Linked DNA regions of Homo sapiens: region 1 is linked to region 2. The links are chromatin contacts, found by Hi-C or POLR2A ChIA-PET in ENCODE. All regions are on one chromosome and are shown on one strand. The core of a region is the stretch at or near the end of the contact, and the rest is flanking DNA. Distances in the headings are between cores, read along the strand shown.

The links. Hi-C counts contacts between places; a loop is a spot of excess contacts on that map. ChIA-PET counts read pairs that join two places held with the same protein, here RNA polymerase II (POLR2A). Pooled maps may share reads with other maps.
Region 1: a loop to region 2 is called in a map of CD4-positive, alpha-beta memory T cell, with 9 times the contacts of the local background. The contact joins the promoter of RAB12 here to the enhancer-like site in region 2. A Hi-C loop is called at or near these places in 2 of 168 maps with a recorded cell type or tissue (CD4-positive, alpha-beta memory T cell and GM12878), 9 of 37 single-sample maps with no recorded cell type and 11 of 50 pooled maps. POLR2A ChIA-PET finds 5 or more read pairs at or near these places in 3 of 52 experiments (HEK293T, PC-9 and activated T-cell).

What each region holds. Positions count from the first base shown.
Region 1 is chr18:8,607,665-8,610,974 of GRCh38, reverse strand. It overlaps RAB12 (RAB12, member RAS oncogene family), which reads right to left and starts at 1,538. Exons shown (of 6, transcript NM_001025300.3): 1 at 1,022-1,538. The coding sequence starts at 1,535. RefSeq lists an enhancer at 251-300 and silencers at 751-1,050, 1,481-1,710.
Region 2 is chr18:7,949,007-7,952,257 of GRCh38, reverse strand. PTPRM (protein tyrosine phosphatase receptor type M) reads right to left here. Exons shown (of 33, transcript NM_001105244.2): 6 at 2,903-3,077. Among named protein-coding and RNA genes, the nearest start is that of PTPRM, 380 kb to the right of the region's middle. Within about 2 kb of position 1,382, at least 3 of the 41 ENCODE cell types and tissues checked have a DNase peak (open chromatin) inside an H3K27ac peak, as active enhancers do; they include PC-9, where a contact is called at or near this core.

The DNA.
Region 1 (3,310 bases), core at 289-2,788, 660 kb before region 2:
TCAAGTCATCTCAAAATCGTACTGACAGCCTTGGAACTACCACTGGTTATAACACTATTAATAAATAGAATTACATGAAATTATGCTTTTAATTCTATCAAATCTCCTGACTACTCAGTTTCTTGGACCGCCCCTGGGGAAATCTCTCACTTCCTATCACGGAAGTGACTGCCCTTTATTTTAAAGAACGGGGTTCTCCTAGTTTGGACATCTTTTAAGGGGTTTTCCATAGAAACAACTGCTACCCACATCCAACTGAGAAATCTCAATGTCAAGTCCTCTAAGCATGACTTAATTAAAAAAATTTCCCCTGCAGTTTCCATTTCAGATCCACGGCTGTTTTCCTCCTTGACCCTGGAGCGTTCCTGTACTTACTTCACTCCTGTCCCTCACCGAAAACAGCGGTACTGGAGGAATCAACCCCATGCCCGCCAGTCACCGGGTTGTTTGAGGTCATGGATAAATACAGCTGAAGCTCCTCTGCCCCGTACGTACGGCTAGCACGAGAAACTTACTGTAGTTTTAGTTTTAACATTCTCCATAGGTGACTTTAAACTTCATTTCTTGAAAATGGGTTCAAAATAAGAAAACTGCCCTGGTTGCGCAGGGATCACACCCGCAGCAGACGGCGCGCGCTGGCCTTGGCGGGCCGGGCGAGAGCGGCCTTAGGCGTTCACTCCCCTGCCTGCCTGCGCTCCACTCGAACCCAGCTTTTTCTTGGGCGAGTATGCTAAGGGCCGAAGTTTCCGTGGAGAGCCGCCCCCACAGGCCCCGGGGGCTGCCAGGACCTCTGAGGCAGGGCCGGGGGCCAAGGGCAGGTCTGCCCGGAGGCGGCACGAAAACCTCTGCCAGGCTTTGGGATTGGGATGCAGGGCGCTCCAAGGAGACCCCCGCCCCTAGTTTCACCGAGAGGCCCATCCCCGAAAGACTCCCAGGCTCGATGAGACTCGAAGCCCACGGGGCGAAGGGCACCTGCCCGGGCGCCAGGAGGCCCGGCCCAGGGTCGCCGTGGCGCCCTTACCCACGGTGGACTTGCAGGCCTCGCAGAAGGTGTCGTCGGTGAAGCGCTCCATCAGGCTGGTCTTGCCCACGCCGCGGGAGCCGATAATGATGACCTGCAACTTGAAGTCGGCCGGCCTGGGGGGCTGCTTCCTCCGGCGGCCCTGGCCGCCCGACAGCGCCGGGGAGCCCGCGCCCAGACCGCCGCCGCCCCCGGCCCGCCTCTGCAGCGCGGCGCCCGGATCCATACACGCATGCGGCTCCCGCTCGGCCCGCCGCCCGCCGCCGCCCGCCCCCCGGCTGCGCGCCCCGGGCCCCGGCGCCCCCTCGGCCTCCGCCGCGCGCGGGGGGTCGGCCCCGGGCTCGGCTTCCGCCCGCTGGAGCGGCCCCGGCGGCCCGTGGGCTCCGCGCTGCAACTGCGCCGCCGGCCGGCTCTCTGCGCCCGGGTCCCCTCCTCCTCCTCCTCCGCCGCTGCCGCCGCCGCCGCCGGGAGAGGAGGAAGGGAAGCAGCTACTCCGCAGTAGCGGCAGCAGCATCCCGGACGAGGAGGGGCAGGAAGCGCAGGCGCGGGCGGGGCGGCTGGCCGCGAGGGGCCGGAGGCGGGCGGGTGGGCGCCCCCTGCCGGCGGGAGGACCGCGCGCCCGGGCCTCGGTTGGGTACTGCGCGCGGAGCTTTCCCGCAACCCGCGCCGCTCTTTCCCTGCCTCTGCTCGCCTGCCCGCCCCCGCTTCCCTCCCTCTTCCGCCGGCTCTTTCATCTTTTCTTCCTCTTATCTCTTCCCTTTTCCCCCTTTTCACTCCTCCCTACTCGGCTTTCACTCTGACCCGCATTTATAGTTAACACAAGAAACTTAGTGTGGTTTTAGTCTTAAAATTCTCCGTAGGCAATTTTGAACTTCAGCATTCCGGTGCATCATGAAAATGGGTTCAAAATAAGAAAAAGAACCCTGGTTGACAGTGAAAACACTCCCATGCGCACAGTCCCCAAACACCATGCACATGTTTTCGCCCCCGCGCGCTCGGTGTAGCTGGAACGCTGGAAAGGCCCCGACCTGAGGCCGCGCCGCCGGGCCGCCTGCGCTGCGTTCGCGTCTACACCAGCGCTCTCTCACAAACACCAGCGGGTGCAAGCCCCCGCACCCTCTACCGGGCCGTGGCACTGCTCGGTCTCTCTCCGTCACGTCTGTCTCCCATTTTGCACGGAAACGCGCGAAATCAGTTATTTTTAACTCTGATCGCTGTCTCACTCAGAGTTCAGAAGTTTTTATGCTGTTTAATTTTTAAATTAAGTAAATGGCATACTCCTTTGGGGGAATAAGCGAGTTAAAACTCAAACAGTGCGAGAAGATTGAAACTTTAGGAATTATGGACTCGGGTCGTATGTTTTGCCATTTCTGTTTGGAAGGATTTAAGGATACAGAAAATCACTGCTGATTCCTTGCCAGAGATTTGTTTAGCAAATTCCTCAGCTTGAACTTGAGCATCTCAGAACACAGGGTTCTGAATATGATAGGGGCTGGCAACATTTGCCGAATGATCACGTTACCCACAAAATTTCAGCTGTGCTGTATTTAGAACTAGGTTTAGTAATGCACAGTACACGCATATGTTACACAGCAAACCTGATTTGTAAAAATCTAGCGTTGCCCACAGTGTAGATTGGAAGTTTACATCTATGAGAGCATTCTTAACTGTGCAGTCACTGTAGGGATCTTTATAATATGAATTCTGAGAATATGTAAAATATGATCCCTCTATATTATTTGAAACACAGATCCATCACTTACCATCACGGAATTTACTTTCTTTCTTTCCTTCTTTCTTTCTTTTTCTTTCATTTTGTTTTGTTTTGATTTTGAGACAGCCTTGCTCTGTTGCGCAGGCTGGAGTGCAGTGGTGCGATCACAGCTCACGGCAGCCTGGAACTCCTGGGCCCAAGTGATTTTCCTTGCTTAGCCTCCTGAGCCGCTGAGACCACAGGCACGTGCCACCACGCCTGGCTAATTTAAAAATTTTTTGTACAGTTGGGGTTTTGGTTTGTTAACCAGGCTAGTCAACAGTGTGAGACCCTGAACTGGCCTCAAGTGATCCTCCCACCTCAGCCTTCCAAAGTGCTGTGATTACAGGCATGAGCCACTGTGCTCCGCCGCAGAACATTTCTTAGCTGTGGGTTTCTCTTCTGTTCTATGAGAATGAGAGTAGTGGCCCCTCCTTTCCTCTAGCATTGTTAGGAAAAAAGCAACTAACAATCTCTGCAGTCTGCTGCAACCATAAGGCACTATATAAATGTAAGGGATTAAAGAAACTGATTTA
Region 2 (3,251 bases), core at 133-2,632:
TCAAGCCAGTAATGGCAGTATTTATACACACACAGACATATATCTAATGGATACGCACATGTAAATGCCTAATACATCAATAAATATGTCAGTATCATATTTAACTGTATGAAATATGTTTACATATGAAATATAGAAACGTAACTAAATAGGGTATTGATATATATATGCATATATACATGCATTGTGGAGATTATATGAAATATTTTTATGTCCTTGGTTATCAAAAGTGGCTAGACATGAATAAAGATGAGAGTGATGGTTAGTCAATTAAAGGACTTGGTCTTTATTTGGGAGGCTGGCCACAAATCAGTGTGTGACCTTAAAAGGTTAAAAACTCTATGGACTTTAGTTTCTCCCATTTGTAAAATTTAGCACTCCAAATATGATATGGTATATAAAAAAGTGTTAAATTATAGACAAGTGGCCTAAAAATGTTAGTGTATATTTTAAAGTAATTGCCTCAAGGTAATAACCTTATAAAACTAGTAGTATCTAGCATGTTATCTCATTAAAAAATATATCTATATACAAAATATGGCCATAAAATTATAATTGGAGAAAAAGTTAAATTTCATATTTGAGTCCTAACTGCATGCAAATTGTCATGAGCTGTGGCAGTGTGCGGAAATGGAAATAAGTCCCTGGTAATTTTTATCACAGTGAGCCAAGATACTACTACACTGCCATAAGACAGGAAAATGTGGTGCACAAATATGAATACGAATCTATTCATTCTTTCTATTTATGTTTGTTCAGGTAGACTAGAAATTTATAATTTACTTATAACTTCCAACAAATTAACTTTTCCACAAGGGAATTTTTAGAGATACTACTAGATTTGCATCCCACTAATCAATAACATGGGTAGTGGCAGGTCACAGTGAAGCAGTATAGCAACTGAAAGAAAAGGAAAAATAATCAAAAACAAATGAACCAAGATGAAAATTAAATAATGGTAGTAATAATGATGATGATAATGATGAACTCTAAAATGACAAAACAGTTTGTAGGCAAACTAGTGTCCTTTCTGTACATCATGATGTCTCACTTGCCAGAGCACTTTCAACAGGGTAGGGTGTGTACAGCAGGGAAGAATCTTAGTTTTGTTAGAGACTTTAAACCTAAATATTAGGCTGGTTCAAGTCTCATCACAAATAAAAACATGTTAAGAATCTGCTGTGACAAATACATTATCCGAGTAGATATCTTAATGTGCACTTCCTTACGCCGAACATCAGTCACTGCTGCAGACGATTCTCGAGGTGGCCTCACTGGGGTGCACTGTCCCCCATAAGCTACGTGTGACTAACTAACACTGGCAGTGGTGATCTCACAACAGAGCATATGGCTGACTCATTGGAGGTTTTATAACAGAGGCTGTGTCCCTGGATATTCTGACTCAATATGGGTGTGGCCAGACAGGGAGGAGACAATAGGTGGGCAGGTATTTACATTTTTAAAAAGTCAGAAAGGTAGTTCAGACATCCATTCCCCAGTGAAGACCACTGACAGACTGGACCAGAGAGAAGTTTATCCCTGTCCTCCTCTCCCTTCCCACCAAGGGCCTTTCAAGCACCCATTGCTCACTATGTATACTAAGTGTCCTATATATAATATACACTTTGCATTTGATCTTCCTCATGGCCCTGTAAGGTAGATAACATTATTATCTGATATCTACCTTACACACAAGGAAACAGCAGCACATACAGGGCAAGCCACTGGCCCATAGCCACATACCTAGTTCTGGGATTTGAATCCAGCAATCTTTAAAGCTGCCTATCTTGAGAAATGTGCAGATAAAAGCTATTGCTTTTATACCACATAAGAAACAGACAATTTTTGTCTAAGACACAGGGTCTCACTCTGTCCAGGTTGGCTGGAATGCAGGGGCACAATCATAGCTCACTGCAGCCTAGAACTCCTGGACTCAGGTAATCCTCCCACCTCAGCCTCCTGACTAGCTGGGAGTATAGGCACTGCCACCACACCTGGCTAGCTTTTTTTATTTTTACAAATTTTTGTAGAGGTGGAGTCTCAATATGTTGCCCAGGCTGGTCTGGAACTTCTGGCCTCAGCTTCTCAAAGTGCTGGGATTATATATGTAGAGAGATCAATTTTATGTGCCATATTTAACAAATGCAGGGAAAACTTTTCTTAAAGCAGTCCTCATTCTGTTCTCCTAGGAAAAACAGCAATGGCTTGCCACAGGTTGTCTAAAAATGCCTCATGGTACACCTCAAAGTCCAAATTATCCTGTCTGGGACCAAAAATTGTCTTGGTGGCTTAATGCTATAAATTCCTCAGCCTACAAAAAACCCATTAAACCGGCTAAAGGAAACTTATTTCCCCTTTCTATTTTCCCTCATCCCCCACCTTCTTAAATATAATGACTCAATTTTTCAGTCATGCAAAATATAGTAATAGAACCTAACTGGAACATTATGAATGTTAACACAGAATTATCAATATGGCTTGTGTGATATGACTGAGCATGTTTATACTGACACTGCTTCATTTTATTAACCACTCTGCTATCATAAACACGCTGGCTGATGAATATTTGCATTTTAAGTGATTTTTCATCAGTAAAAAATTTTATTCCTTAAAAAAAATTTATAAGTTGTAATCTCTGTATATAGAGTTGGCAGAAGACTTTGCCAAGAGCACATTCATTGTTTTTTGTGCAACTAAATCAACATAGATAAAACACATTTTTCAAAAATATTGTTCACGTGCAAAATTTGTACTTAAAATGCAATCCATCAAAATAGCCTGTCATCAAACCACTGCTCAGAAACAGACAAGGGTAAGTTTGAGCTTTAAAGGGATAATGAACTAACAACACCTAACATATCTACTTTAGAAGAATATTCTGGTATAAAAACACATTAAATACCTTTAACTACCAACTCTGCATAGTTTGATATTCCAACACCTCCTTCAGTGCGAATCATGCAGCGGTACTTTCCAGCATCTCGTTTGGTGGTATTCACAACATTAAATGAAGCAATGAAGCGTCGGGAGCTGGTCACCTTGATTTCCTTCAGAGGAGCATCTCGCACATCAATGCCCTGTATCAAGTGGGGTGGGGAGGACAAAAAGAAGCAATATAAGCTGTCAGAGCAAAACAGTCAGACACCCAATGGTATATTATCCATGCTGTTTTCATGCAGACCTTGGTGCAGTTGCTTATTACCCATGGGCAGTTGTACCAGGAGAATAGCTGAGCAGGAAACTAAAATTCT